2 separate regions of the Homo sapiens genome follow, and region 2 is linked to region 1. The links are chromatin contacts, found by Hi-C or POLR2A ChIA-PET in ENCODE. All regions are on one chromosome and are shown on one strand. Each heading gives the region's core, a stretch centred on a gene start or an enhancer-like site at or near the end of the contact. The rest is flanking DNA. Distances are from core to core; before and after follow the strand shown.

Region 1 (7,331 bases), core at 3,265-5,764:
AATGTTTTTGTCAAATATTGCACGTCTTCTCCCCTACATTTATTGAATGCTTACTGCATGCTAGGCTCTGTGCTAAATACTTTACATACATTATTCCATTTAATCCTCACATTAATTTTGGGGAATGTGTTATTTTCATGTTCACACAAGGAAAATGGGTTCAGAGAGGTTAAGGAATTTGCCCAAATTTACAGTTAGTTTATTTTTATTTTTATTTTGAGACAGGGTATGTCTCTATCACCCAGGCTGGAGTGCAGTGGCACGATCCCAGCTCAGTGCAAACTCCGCCTCCTAGGTTCAAGCAATTCTAGTGCCTCAGCCTCCTGAGTGGATGGGACTGTAGGTGCCTGCCACCATACCCAGCTAATTTTTTGTAGAGGCAGGGTTTCACCATGTTGCCCAGGCCTGGTCTTGAATTCCTGAGCTCAAGTGATCTGCCCGCCTCAGCCTCCCAAAGTGCTGGGATTACAGCCACGAGCCACTGTGCCCGCTCCACAGTTTTAGAAGTGGCATTCAAACAGAGCTCAATCACAATAAAAGGCACATCACAAACTATGATAATCCCCCACCTCTTGGATTGTCTTTTATCTCTTAACTTTGTGGAGGGTTTTTGCTTTGATTTTGTTTGTTATGTTATAATGAAGTTTTAAATTGTTAATCATTCCATATGGTGTCTAGGTTTTCCGCCATGATTATAAAGCCCTTCCCTAGCCCCATGTGATACAATTTTCTTTCTTATAATACTTTTATATTTCATTTCTTTTTAAGTCTTTGGTATATCTGACAGCAATTTATGTATGATTCAGATGTATATTTTTTTCCCCAAAGGTCCCAACACCTTTACTGAATAATCTTTTTCCCATAATTTGAGATGACACCTTTATCATACACTTATATGCCCTGTATATTTGAGTCTATATCTGGACTCCCTTCTGGTATAAAGAAGTGCAGTTGACTTTTGTATAACGACCTTATACCTGTCCACCTTGTTAAACCCTCTTACTATTTCTAATATCATGTCTACAGATTCTGATTTTCTGTTAAAATGGTTAATAATTCTGTCTCTCTCTCTTTTTTTTTTTTTTTGACATGGAATTTTGCTCTTATTGCCCAGGCTGGAGTGCAGTGGTACAGTCTTGGCTCACTGCAACCTCTGCCTCCTGGGCTCAAGTGGTTCTCCTGCCTCAGCCTCCCAAGTAGCTGGGATTACAGGCGCCTGCCACTACACCTGGCTAATTTTTGTATTTTTAGTAGAGATGAGGTTTCACCATGTTGGCCAGTCTGGTCTTGAACTCCTGACCTCAGGTGACCCGCCTGTCTCAGCCTCCCAAAGTGCTAGGATCACAGGCGTGAGCCACCGCGCCTGGCCCTTAACATGGTTAATAATTCTCTGATAAAGATTGTTCTAGTCTTTTTCAATCCTTTCTCATCCTTTTGATTCAACTTATTTTTCTTATGTGCTATTGAAGTCCTTCAAGTCTATGTTGTTTTTTTTTATTTCTAAAAATAAAACCAAGAATACCAGAAAACCCTAAGGCTGAAGTAACTGAAAACCAAACTCAAAAATTGATCTGTAGGGTTATTCAGTTACTCTGTTGGTTAGTCACCAGGTCGTGTAAGTGCAAGTCCTAATCAGGAAAAACCAAGACTTTGTGAATTAGGATGGGGACACTCCAGAGGATTCGGAGACCTCCTTGACTCCATGGAGTACTCTGAACTCAATGCCTTGAGCCTCCTCTGCTTGTCAAAGCCTTTCCTTCCTCTTAATCCTCCCGAGGGTGTTTTCCTCCTGACACCAAATGTGTGATGTCCGTTCTAACACCAGCCATTTCTCCAGTTCTCTAGACATCAACCGGATGTCCAATAATTCAATTAAATTCTGATACTGTCTGCCTGCGTTAGCATCCACCCCTACAAGTTAAAGGCTCAGTCCCACAATACTTCCCTACTTCAGATGTCAGCTGTAAATGGGGTGCCCAGGTGATCCACATTTCTGCCCAGGTGACTACAAATTTGGGGGTTCCCATGGCCCCTTCCCCTCAGTTTCTATAATTTGCTAGAATGCCTCACAGAACTCAGCAAAGCCCTGAAGCACTGATTATTCTCATTTTATTATAAAAGATAACAGCTCAGGCCTGGCACGGTGGCTCACACCTATAGTCTCAGTAACTTGGGAGGTTGAGGTGGGAGTATTAGAGCAGGTAGTTAGACGTGAGCAGGGCAGAAGAGGGTCCTTCCACCACCAGGAATGTTAGGCAACCATCAGGTGATGGTCAGGTGGTTGTTAACTGTCTCTTTAAAATAATAATTGGTTGCAGCCAGTGCTAGGGAAAGGCAGTCTCCCAACAGATAGAAAACACCTGAAACTGGTGACTAGCAGCTTCCCAATATGATCTCAGGAGTTGGGTGAGTGGGCTCAAGCATGTGCACTCAAAGGCAAAATGGCAGAGTTTAACGGGTATATGACCTTCCTCTAGGAACATTCAACTTGTAGGAAAGAACGCCTCAATGTGCATTTGTTCAACTTCAGTAAACACACTGTGCATTGGCCCCCTCCTAAGTGCTGGCAGGCCACCGCACATGCAGAATACCAGCATATGAAACCCCAAGTCAGAGGTCAAACTGGGCACTTGAACTCCTCAAGACTCCTGCTTGGCTATCTTCCAAGTGTACCTTACATTCTTTGATTCCTGCTTTAAAACTTTTTAATAAACTTTCACGCCTGCTCTAAAACTTACCTCCATCTCTCTCTCTGCCTTATGCCCTTCAGTCGAACGAATTCTTTCTCCTAAGGAGGCAAGAATTGAGGTTGCTGCAGACTCGTGGATTTGCCACTGCTAACAGGAGGATTACTTGAGCCCAGGAGTTTGCGTCTCCAGTGAGCTATGATGTTATCACTGCACTCCAGCCTGGGCAACAGAGTAGGACCCTGTCTCAAAAAAAAAAAAAAAAAAAAAAAAAAAAAGATACTGCTGAGGAACTGCCAAATGGAAAAAATGCAGAAGAGAAGATATAGGGAGAGGGGCAGAGAGCTTTTACGCCCTCTGTGGGTGCACCAGCCCTCAGTACCTCCAAGTTTTCAACCCGGAAGCTCTCCAAACCCTGTTCTTTAGGAGTTTTTATGGAGGATTTGTTGTGTGGACTTGGATCGATTAAGTTATTGGCCATTGGTGATTAACTCAACTTTCCGTCCCAAGAGATTGGGAGTGGGGCTAGAAGTTCCAGCCTCTAAAGATGCCTAGGTCTTTTATCAATCCACCCTCATCCTGAGGCCATCCAGGCAACCCCAGGCACCAGTCAGCTCATTATCATACAGAAGATAATCTTATCACACGGGAGATTCCAAGGGTTTTAGAAGCCATGTACCTGGAACTGGCACAAAGACCAAATATGTTTTCTTGTGCTTTACCTCTCTTTTAAAAACATGTAACTCCTTGTTATGGGTTGAATTGTGTCCCCTGCTTCACGAATTTCATATGTTGGAGTCTTGACCCCCAGCACCTCAGAATTGTTGATGAAAAGAGTCAAACTCTGTAAAATATTTGAAGAGATTTATTCTGAGCCAAATATGAGTGACCAATGCCCATGACACAGCCCTCACGAGATCCTGAGAACATGTGCCCAGGGTGGTTGGGGAATAGCCTAGTTTTATACATTTTAGGGAGACATGAGACATCAATCAAATACATGTAAGATATACATTGATTTGGTCTGGAAAGGTGTCACAACTCAAAGATGGAGGGTGAGGGGCAGTTCCAGGTCATAGGTAGATTTTAAAATTTTCTGATAGGCAATTGGTTAAAAGAGTTATCAATAGAATGTCTGGGTTTCGATAGGGGTTGTGGAGACCAACTTTTAAATTATGCAAATGAAGCCTCCAGATAGCATGCCTCAGAGAGAATAGACTAAATGTTTCTTATTAGACATAAGTTCTGTGTTGATGTTAAATGCTGGTTGGCTCTTTCTGAATTCCATAAGTGGGGATGGTATAACGAGCCATGTCTGACCCCCCCATTTCCATCATGGCCTGAACCAGTTTTTCCGGTTAACTTTGGAATGCTCTGGCAGAGAGGAGGAGTCCATTCAGATGGCTGACGGATCTTAAGATTTTATTTTTGGTTTACAGAATATAGCCTTATTTAGGGATAAGGTCTGTAAAGAGGGAATCAAGTTAAAATGAGTTCATTATGTAACTGAGTACTCTCATTTTTCAGTTTATTTTTTAATTATTTTCTCCTCTCCCCTTTCCCCCGGCTTATGCCCCCAAAGCATGCCTGCCTCAGAACCTTCACCCTCTAGGAGGGGTTGCCTTGGAACTCCCACCCACCAGGAGGGCATGTCAAAAGCACGCCCACTTGGCCACTTTTATAACTTCTGCCCAGGAAGGCACCAACTCAGCTACCCAGTAGTTAAGGCACTGGGCCAGCAGGGGGACCCCTCGCCCTTGCTCACTCCTTCCCCGGCCTTGGATAAGTGCCTACTTTCTGCTCTGGGAGCAAAACGTCACATGTAAAGGCAGGACTAACGTTCACGACTCTTCCCCAAGCTAGCTTCGGAAGAAACCGCTTTCTTTATGCCAGACCTCGCTCTTGTTAATTGGACTACGCAGGCAGCAAGCAACTAACCCTCTGTTTGGTGACGGTTATGGATGGGCGCCCTAATCCGGTATGACTGCTGTGCTTATAGAAAGGAGAAACTGTCCAGGCGCGGTGGCTCACGTCTGCAATCCCAGCACTTTGGGAGGCACAGGCAGGCGGATCATGAGGTCAGGAGATAAGACCATCCTGGCCAACATGGTGAAACCCTGTCTCTACTAAAAATACAAAAATTAGCTGGGCGTGGTGGCGCGTGCCTGTAGTCCCAGCTACTCGGGATGCTGAGGCAGGAGAATCGCTTGAACCAGGGAGTCAGAGCTTGCAGTGAGCCAAAATCGCGCCACTGCACTCCAGCCCGGTGACAGAGCGAGACTCCGTCTGAAAAAAAAAAAAAAAAAGGAGAAACTTGTACATGGAGATATGCGTAAATGTACAGGGACACAGGAAGAAAATGGCTTTCTACAAGCCAAGGACAGAGGCCTGAAACGGATCCTTGCCTCACAGCCCCCAGAAAGAGCCCACCCTGCCCCAACACCTTGATCTTTGATTCCCAGCCTTCAGAACTGTGAAACAATACATTTCTGTTGTTTAAGCCACTTGGTTACGGCAGCTATAAGAAATTGATACACTTTTTTTTTTTTTTTTTTTTTTTGAGATGGAGTCTCACTCTGTCAGCCGGGCTCTGGAGTGCAGTGGCACGATCTCGTCTCACTGCAACCTCTGCCTCCCTGGTTCAAGCAATTCTCCTGCCTCAGCCTCCCGAGTAGCTGGGATTACAGGCGCCTGCCACTACCGCCAGCTAATTTTTTGTATTTTTAGTAGAGATGGGGTTTCACCATGTTGGCCAGGCTGGTCTTGAACTCCTGATCTTATGATTCGCCCTCCTTGGCCTCCCAAAGTGCTGGGATTGCAGGAGTGAGCCACTGCGCCTGGCCCTAATACACTTTTTTATATGAGGAAGTTACATTGTAAGAGCAAGTAAATATTCCTCTATACATCCCCAACCACTTCCACTGTATATAGACCAGTAGCTAGAGTTAAATCCCTGTATGCCCCAAGGGAAATTACAGATTTAACACAAGAGAAGGCTTACACATCAAAAGACTTGTAAGACTTTGATAATTTATGTCTTCTCTTCCCTGAGATAATTCTTCCAAAGCTTAGCATTCACTGGCTTTTGTTTATCATGCTCATGTCCACTGCCATTTTTTGATGTACTTAATTCATAGGTCCCTTGTTGGCTCTTTAGTCCTCATTATTCATTTGAAAGCTTCTGGACTACCATAAGGCTATCTATGAGATGTTGGTATAGCGCCCTGAACATCTCTCTTATCTTACTTAGTACACTTGTATGACTTTAACTTGTATTTTCCCCACTAGGCCCTGTTTTGTGTGAGGATTCCCAGTGTCTAGCACAATGCCTGGTACATACCATGTGTTTAATACCTAGTTCTTAAAGGAAGAAGGAAGAGAGGAAGAGGAAGGAAATTCTATCCAATAAATGCTATCTAGGAACAATGTGGATTTATCTTTCTCTTTAGTTACTTAGGAGCTACATTAGTATCCTTAGAACTTGTGCTGGAGAGATTAGTGTTGGCAGTTTATTATTTCGTTACCCTTCGAAACTGCATGGGTAATAACAGACTGTGGATAGTCTCACATGCTGTCTCCAAATACTTTCTCCCTAAAACTAGAGCATATCCTCTTAAACACTGGCCTTGTTCGCCACCACCATGGCCCAGAAGCAGGCCCAATAATCCTGGGGAGTGTTCCTGACTGGAACTCTGGGTCAGAAAGGATAAAGATGACTTAATCTCGCAATCCCACTTTCTACTCGGTTCTGATACTCTTGATGTACACATGTTCCTCTGCTAGGTGCTTTTCATTTTTTTGAGGGCCTTCAGTCTTCTGTTCAAGTGTGCATGGTGCTTCTAAGCCTTCTCACTTAGTTTTGAAATTAGCATTCTACTCAGAATAGATAAATGCTGCCAACTTGCAGTTCTTTTGCTTGGCCCAGATTCCCTTATAGTTTGCAGGTAATTTTCAGGGTCTTCAGTATGAGATTATTTTCATTTCCTAGTTTCAACACAGATGGTTTTCTCTTTACTTTTGGTTCATTTCCGTGCATTTTGGGGAAAGGAGATAGATAAATGTGCACTTTTCAGCTACCTTTCTGGACAATATTAGCATTTCCCCTTTACTTCTGAATATCCTTTGGACTCTCCTATATTGGAAAAAGAGGGTGATTTATGACTATTTTAATGGAAAACAAAAATAAATCTATAGACAAGTTGTTAGATATATTAAGAGTTTAACAAGGTGAATATTATAACAGCTATACCTTCACCCAGCTACCCTTGCTGGGCTCTAACTCGCTGTCTCTTTCTCTTGTTATTGTTGTTGTTTTCCCCCATGGGTGAGTTCTTTATGGCAGTCTCCACCATTTCCTCATAATCATTTTCCTTTTGATTTCTATATTCTGACATCCAGTTCCCATCATACTGCGGCAGCTGATCTCTCAAAATAAATTCATTGATTTTTTTTTTTATAATTGCAGTTACATTTTTTCTCCTTTACTTTCCTTGCACACAGGACTGTATTTGATGCTGTTAATTAACCCTTCTTTAAAACTTTGTTTTTTGTTTACTTCTGTTTCTTTACTGACTGTGTACAGTAATCAGAAAAATCAGAAAAAGACCTGATTTTCTCTAAATCAGGCCTTTTTCCCTCAAGGAT
Region 2 (7,474 bases), core at 2,214-4,713, 180 kb after region 1:
AATGTTTTATATAGAAATATATCACGTGATTAAAAACCCAGATGTTCTAAAAGCTGTAACTTGAGAATTGCTCTTACCCGTTTCTTCCTCACTGCTGTTCTCTTACAGGTAATGACTTCTATGAGTTTCTTACATTTCCCTTTATTGAAGCACAAGCAAATACAAACACATGTTCTTGTTTCCCACCCTTTTGTACACAAAAGTGGCTTACTATGTGCAGCATTCTGTATGTTTTCTTGCTAGCTTACAGATGTATATTGAAGATGGCTCCATATTGGACCATTGGAATTCTTTACTCCTTTTTCTGTCATATGATGTCCATTAAGCTTATTTAGCTAGTTTAACGTGCTTGTTTATCTAGTCCCCTATTGATGGCTACTTGAGTCCAATGGAGCTAAATTCTATGTGCTCTATTCACTTACTGATGGCTGGAGGAAGGCAATGCTCACTATAGGAGAGGCACTATCTCTCTCTTTTTTTTTTTTTTTGGAGACAGGGTCTCGCTCTATCACCAGGCTGGAGTGCAGTGGCACAATCTCAGCTCACTGCAACCTCCACCTCCCAGGTTCAAGTGATTCTCCTGCCTCAGCCTCCCGAGTAGTTTGGATTATAGGCGTGCACCACCACACTCGGCTAATTTTTTTATATTTTTGGTAGAGACAGGGTTTCACCATGTTGGCCAGGTTGTCTCAAACTCCTGACCTCAAGTGATCCGCCTGCAGCCTCCCGAAGTGCTGGGATTACAGGCGTGAGCCACTGCATCCGGCCAAGGCACTATCTCTTTAATCCTCACAACAGCCCTGCAAGGTAGACGTTCGTTATGAACTGCATGTATCCCCCTAAAATTCACACATTGAAGCCCTAACCCCCAGTGCGATGGTGTTTGGAGACGGGGCCTTTGAGAGACAGTCAGGTTTAGATGAGGCATGCAGGCAGGGTTCCCATGATGGGATTTAGTGCTCTTATAACAATGGATACTGGAGAGTTTGCTCGCTCTCTCCCTGCTTCCCAGTCCGCCAATATGTGGGGGCACAGCAAGGATATGGCCACTTACAAGCCACAGAGAGGGCCCTCGCCAGAACCCAATGCTGGCAGCCCTGATCTCAGATTTCCGACCACCAGAACCCTGAGAATCTGCTAGCACCTTGACCTTGGGCTTCCCAGCCTCCAGCACAGTGAGAAATCACTTTTTGTTGTTTATAAGCCACCCAGTCCATGGTAATTTGTTATAGCAGCCCAATGCGCTAAAACACTGGCTGACTGCCCACAGTTGCAGTAAGTAGGGTGAGGCAGCATGGTGGGGTAGAAGGGAGGGCCAGAGTGGAGCACCCCACCAAGCGTCCTGCAGCTCCTGCATCATATGCAGGATGTGCTGAAGTTCCTGCCTGACCCATGGAGGAACCCAGAAAGTAGCCAGCTGGAGGGCTGGCACACATAGTGATGGCAGGGTGACCCTGCATCCCAAGGCATCACAAGGCTGCATTGTGGACAGCCTTGGCTAGGAGCCACATGGAGGGCACGGTAGCATGAAGAATGCCAGTGTCTGTTTTGTGCTCTAAAACAGAATACCTGAGACTGGGTAATTTATGAAAAACAGAACATTACTTCTTCATTCTCCTGGAGGCTAGGAAGTCCCAAATCAAGGCGGTGACATCTGGTGAGAGCCTTCTTGTGTGTCCTCACATGGGAGAAGGTGAAAGGGGAAGAGAGAGTGAACCCACTCCCACAAGCCCTTTTTAGAGCTACATTAATCCATCCATGAGTGTGGAGCCCTTGTGACACAACCACCTCCCAAAAGGCTGTAGCTTCCCACATTGCTGCACTGGGGATTAAGTTTCCAACACGGGAATTTAAAGGGACACGTTCAGACCATAGCAACCGGTGACAAGTCTGGTGTTGCCCCAGAGCATGGCAAAAGAGGGCAGCGGAAAAGTTGAGCTGGAGCAGGACGCAGAACACCCAGGGACTGTGAGTGGGCAGTGTTCACACCATGGAGGGCAGGCCACAGAGAAAGCTATGACTTGGGATGGAGGCAGAGGCGCCAGGGGCAGCAAGTGACACAGGAAAGCCCAGCAGTGGCAAAGGAGACCCCACGCAGATCCCGGGAAGGCTGAGGGAGAATGGGTCAAGCCATTGGGGAACAAGGTGTCCATCCTGGGAACCGTGATGGGAGCAAACTTCCTGGGAGCTCAGTTAATAGGGCTGAGAACTTAGGTGTAAGAAATACGGCAAGATTCAGCTACTAAACTCAGGGCCTGTTTTTGTTGTTGTTGTTGTTTGTTTGTTTGAGACGGAGTCTCACTCTGTCTCCCAGGCTGTAGTGCAGTAGCGCAATCTCAGCCCGTTGCTGCCTCTGCCTCCCAGGTTCAAGCAATTCTCCTGCCTCAGCCTCCCGGGTAGCTGGGATTACAGGCATGTGCCACCACACCTGGCTATTTTTTGTATTTTAGTAGAGACGGGGTTTTGCCATGTTGGCCAGGCTCATCTTGAACTCCTGACCTCAGGTAATCTGCCTGCCTTGGCCTCCCAAAGTGCTGGGATTACAGACGTGAGCCACCGTGCCCAAGGGCCTGGGCTTTGAATGAAGTCCCCTAGGCTGAGATCAAGACTATAAACACAGAGCTTGCAAGGAGGGGTTAAGGATAGCTGCGGCTGCGGCGGGCCGAGGAACATGGTGGGTGGGCAGTGTCGCCGAGAAGGCCTGCTTTTCTCTCCCCTGCCCCATGGCTATGTGTAGTTGGGGACTCCTGGCCACAGGGAGTCAAGCTGTAACCTTGACTAGGTGGCCTGGTGGAGTGCTCCAGTATCAGTTTTGGGAATGGGCATGTAGCAATGCACTGAAGCAGGCTGGACAGTCCAGGTGATGACCACACAGGTCGAGTCCATCCTCTAAATCTGCAGGTTCCACATCCTCAGATTTAACTGACCACGCATAAAAAATATTTGGGAAAAAAATTAAAATAACAATACAATAAAATTAATACAAACAAAAAAACACAGTATAACAATTATTTACACAGCATTTGTGTTGTCTTAAGTATTAGAAGTACTGTAGAGATGATTTAAAGTATACAGGAGAGCACTGTGGGAGGCCAAGGCAGGAGGATCACTTGAGGCCAGGAGTTCGAGAACAGCCTGGGCAACATAGCAAGATCCCATCTCCACAAAAAGTACACAAATTAGGCAAGCATGTTGCTGTGGGCCTGTAGTCACAGCTACTCAGAAGGCAGAGGGGGAAGGATTGCCTGAGCTCAGGAGATTGGGGCTACTGTGAGCTATGATCACACCACTGTACTCCAGCCCAGGGGATAGAGTGAAATCCTTCTCTAAAAAATAAAAATAATACATAAATAAATTAATTAAATAAATAAAGTATATAGGAGGATGTGCATAGGATGTATGTAAAGACTCTGTGATTTCATAAGCATCTTGAACACCCATAGTTTTGTATCTGCACGGAGTCCTGGAACCAATCCCCCTGGGATGCTGAGGGATGTCTGTATGTTCCCTCCAGCCATGCTGTACAGCTTGGGTAGCCTGAATAATCTCCCCTGTGACGCTACAGAACATTCCCTTAGCTCCCCAGGGTTGGAGAGGTTCTTCTCTACACCTCAGGGTCTCCCTGTGGCTGGCTGAGGAACCAGCCACTTCTTTGCAGACTGACAAGGGGCTTGTCCTGCAGGCAAAGAAGCCTATTATTTCTCTCTGCAGCTGTCCAGAGAGGCACACCCAGCTGGACACATGCTTCTCTGCTTAGTCACCAGTGGCCATACCCTAGCTTGGCACAGCTGGAGCCTCCAGGAGCCCAAACAGAAAACTCATCTGCAGACCGCACCAGCTTCACAGGCACCAGCTCGGGAGCTGAGAACTTGGCAAAAACAAGCACTGTAGTGAGTAACTGCAGCAAGCACGTGTGCACGCACACTCACGTACTCACACACACATGTGCACACCCAGACACACTCATGAAGCCATTCTGGTCAGCCCCAGATAGCATCATGCTGAACAGACACTGCCCCCTGCCCTGTCTGCTGAGCTCTTCCTCCTGCCAGAGCCCACTAGGCTGGCCTCCTCAATGCATTGCCAATCCTACAGCAGGTTCACTTGCTTTTTCATGAATCTACTAAATTGTTTGTCCTCTGGAGTTGTATTTTGACTTTGAAGCCATAATATGCAAGCAATACATTCTCCAAACACTATGAAAACGTGTTTGTATGTGGCTTGGTTCTAGTGTCTCTGCTCATGGACAAACTCTTCCGACTCACAGACTCTAAGCTGAAAGGGCTCAAAGAGTGATGTCCAACCTTTCTTTACCATAAAGAAGACTGGGTCCCAGATGTGTGGAAGGATGGCCTCTTCTATCCATTCCTTTGAAAATAATGAATCACTCTTTCTAACACAGGAAGACATTACTATAATCTGACCCAGCGACTGGGTTCTGACCCTTCACCCATTTCTGTTCAACTCCCTCAACCTTTTGGGAATTCCTGGCTCAGGCTGCCCACTCCCACTTGCTACTGGACATGTTTGTAATCAGCTTTCATCCGCCTCCCCCTCCCCACCCACCTGGGATCCTGCCATTGGCTTCCCTCTTGAAGCTTTCATTTATTCTACTTATAACTCCTAAGGAGATGCTGCGGCTTCCAGACTTTCTTATTATTGTAAAAAAATTGAGTAATTCTTACTTCATCATTTTGGCAAACTTTAGGATAATTTTATGGTAATTTCTTCCATTAAGATCTGTTCTTGCAAAGATGTATCTGCATGAGTGATGGCTCACCCCTGTAATCCCAGCACTTTGGGAGGCCGAGGTGGGTGGATCACCTGAGGTCAGGAGTTTGAGGCCAGCCTGGCCAACATGGTGAAACACCGTCTCTACTAAAAAATGCAAAAATTAGCTGGTCGTGGTGGTGTGCGCCTGTAGTCCCAGCTACTTAGGAGGCTGAGGCAGGAGAATTGGTTGAACCCAGGAGGCAGAGGTTGCAGTGAGCCGAGATTGCACTGCTGCACTCCAGCCTGGGTGACAAAGCAAGACTCTGTCTAAAAAAAAAAAAAAGTTCAAGTACTTTCTAATGGAAGTGTGTCCAGGCTGTGGGGTGGGGGAGACACAGGGGAGGAGGTGTGGGAGGAGGTGGCGGCTGTGTGGTAGGAGTTGGGGGGCAGAAGGAAGGCTCTTCTTGCCAAGGTACTATGAAGCCCAAAACACCGCTATTAAAATATGGGTATGAAGGCCTAGGCTTGACTTTGGTTCAAAGTTTTTTAGGAAGTAATTGTTTGAAATTCAAAAGCATTTTCTGTAGAAACAGTATCATAAATGGAAGATTAACTTTTCAAACAAACCCACAAAAATGTATTTAATCTTTTTACTAATTATCTTTTCACTACTATCTTTTTACTATTTAATTGCTAGCTGTGTCAAGTAGCGCTTTGACATCTGCCTCAGTTTCCTCATCTGAAAAGTGGGGACGCTGATATAGATGCCTGTCTCAGGGTTATTGGGAGGATGACATGGATTTATGTGTGTAAAGTTCTTCTCTTTTCTTTTTTTGAAATGGAGTCTCGCTCTGTCACCCAGGCTGGAGTACAGTGGCGAGATGTCAGCCCACTGCAATTTCTGTCTCCTGGGTTCAAGCAATTCTCCTGCCTCAGCCTCCTGAATAGCTGGGATTACAGGCAACTGCCACCATGCCCAGCTAATTTTTGCATTTTTAGTGGAGATGGGGTTTCAGCATGTTAGCCAGACTGGTCTCAAAATCCTGACCTCAGGTGATCCGCCCACCTCAGCCTCCCAAAGTGCTGGGATTACAGGCGTGAGCTACCGCACCCGGCCACGTATAAAGTTCTTAGAACAGTGGTAGGCCCATAATTAGGTTTACATTTATTGTTATTATTACTTGTCGCAAAACTCTAATATGCTTCAACCCCTGCTTTTAGAGCCCTGCTGAGTCTAAGGGGGGCTCAGAAGCCCCAGTGGGGTGGGACTCCCTTGGGAGGGTGAGATTCCAAGGTAGCCGCTGAGGCAGAGACGGCAGCCCAGGGGACACGAGATTGAACTGGCTGCTCCTGCCTGGAACGTTGGTCAGCTGCGTCTGTAGAGTGGAGTCTTCCTGAACTCCAGGGGAGGTTAGTCTTTGGGTCAGACACTTTAGACATGACAGAATGGAAGGGGGTGGGTGTCCTGAGACCTGGCACGGGCCATCGTGAGCAAGTGGGGGCCACTGGACAGGCTGTGAGACGCAGGGCTGTCCCCTGTGTGCCTTCCCAGGGATTGTCCCAGCCCTGCTTTTTCAAAGGCCTTGCTTGACACAGTGGGAAAGTTCTTTATCACTGCTGCGTTGGACTTTGTTGCCAACAGATTAACCCAAGGCCAACTAAGAATTACTGAGAACAAAGTCAAAGGCTTCCGAGTTCCCCAGGTCTCTCTTAGGGCCCTTGTCTTCTCTTTCCACTGCCTTTTGAGTTAAAGAACATAAAGGTGCTGGGCAGGAAGAAAGGAGACCACCTCCCAGAGGAGTGTGGTGTAGAGGAGGGGGATTCCAGACGAGGCTGGAGTTGGAAGACAGAGGGCATGGCCGGGAGGACGACCTCGGCTGCAGCGGTGGCTGTGGAGCCTCCTGGGCTCCTGTCTGCACCCCTGGTCCTGGCTTCACAAACAGCCCTTCTTACTTCTACAGATCATTTTCCTTTGAGCACTTGTCTGGCCCTTCCGTTTAGACTTCCCATTTTTAGCCTGTGTCCTCTTCACTATTATCTTAGGAGGTTTACAAAAGTGAGCACTGTATAATTATGTGTATGTTTATGTGTGATCTGAGTAATACTTTGTACTCTTCACACACACACAAGCTTCTCCTCTGTAATCTGCACATGTAGCAATTCATACTCGTAAACACAACTTCCATGACATCCCGGAAAGGGAGTTGGAGTCATTTCCGTTTTGAGTAGTAGGGGGCGAGGCCTCTGAGGTAAGGATTTTCCTCAAAATTCCTCCCTGAGACTCTAATTCACCCAAAAAGTATTCATTGAGCACTTACTGTGTGCCAGTCCCCACTCTAAGTGCTGGTGATACTGCCATGAACAAAGAGATGCAGTCCCCGATTTCATGGGACATGGCATTTTTTCTAATAAAGTGGCATTTCCTAATTATACAACATGATATTGGACCTTTTCTACACATCTGCGTCCAGCACTGTTAGTTTTTTTGTTTGCTGTAGTGGTTCATAAAAATCAGTGACTACGATTCATTATTTAGGCCAGGTGTGGTGACTCAGGCCTGTAATCCCAGTACTTTGGGAGGTCAAGGCAGGTGGATCACTTGAGGTCAGGAGTTCGAGACCAGCATGGCCAACATGGTGAAACCCTGTCTCTACCAAAAAATATAAAAAATTAGTTGGGCATGGTGGCACGCTCCTGTAATCTCAGCTACTCGGGAGGTTGAGGCAGGAGAAGTACTTGAACCTGGGAGGCGGAGGTTGCA

What was found. Hi-C counts contacts between places; a loop is a spot of excess contacts on that map. ChIA-PET counts read pairs that join two places held with the same protein, here RNA polymerase II (POLR2A). Pooled maps may share reads with other maps.
Region 2: a map of mammary epithelial cell shows a loop between it and region 1 (3-fold over the local background). The contact joins two enhancer-like sites. A Hi-C loop is called at or near these places in 1 of 168 maps with a recorded cell type or tissue (mammary epithelial cell) and 2 of 50 pooled maps. POLR2A ChIA-PET finds 5 or more read pairs at or near these places in 3 of 52 experiments (IMR-90, Panc1 and activated T-cell).

The regions. Positions count from the first base shown.
Region 1 is chr6:3,988,119-3,995,449 of GRCh38, reverse strand. No RefSeq gene overlaps it. Among named protein-coding and RNA genes, the nearest start is that of PRP4K, 30 kb to the left of the region's middle. RefSeq lists an enhancer at 4,204-4,703. Within about 2 kb of position 4,514, at least 24 of the 41 ENCODE cell types and tissues checked have a DNase peak (open chromatin) inside an H3K27ac peak, as active enhancers do; they include Panc1 and mammary epithelial cell, where a contact is called at or near this core.
Region 2 is chr6:3,805,360-3,812,833 of GRCh38, reverse strand. No RefSeq gene overlaps it. Among named protein-coding and RNA genes, the nearest start is that of FAM50B, 40 kb to the left of the region's middle. RefSeq lists enhancers at 2,067-2,567, 2,568-3,068. Within about 2 kb of position 3,463, at least 16 of the 41 ENCODE cell types and tissues checked have a DNase peak (open chromatin) inside an H3K27ac peak, as active enhancers do; they include Panc1 and mammary epithelial cell, where a contact is called at or near this core.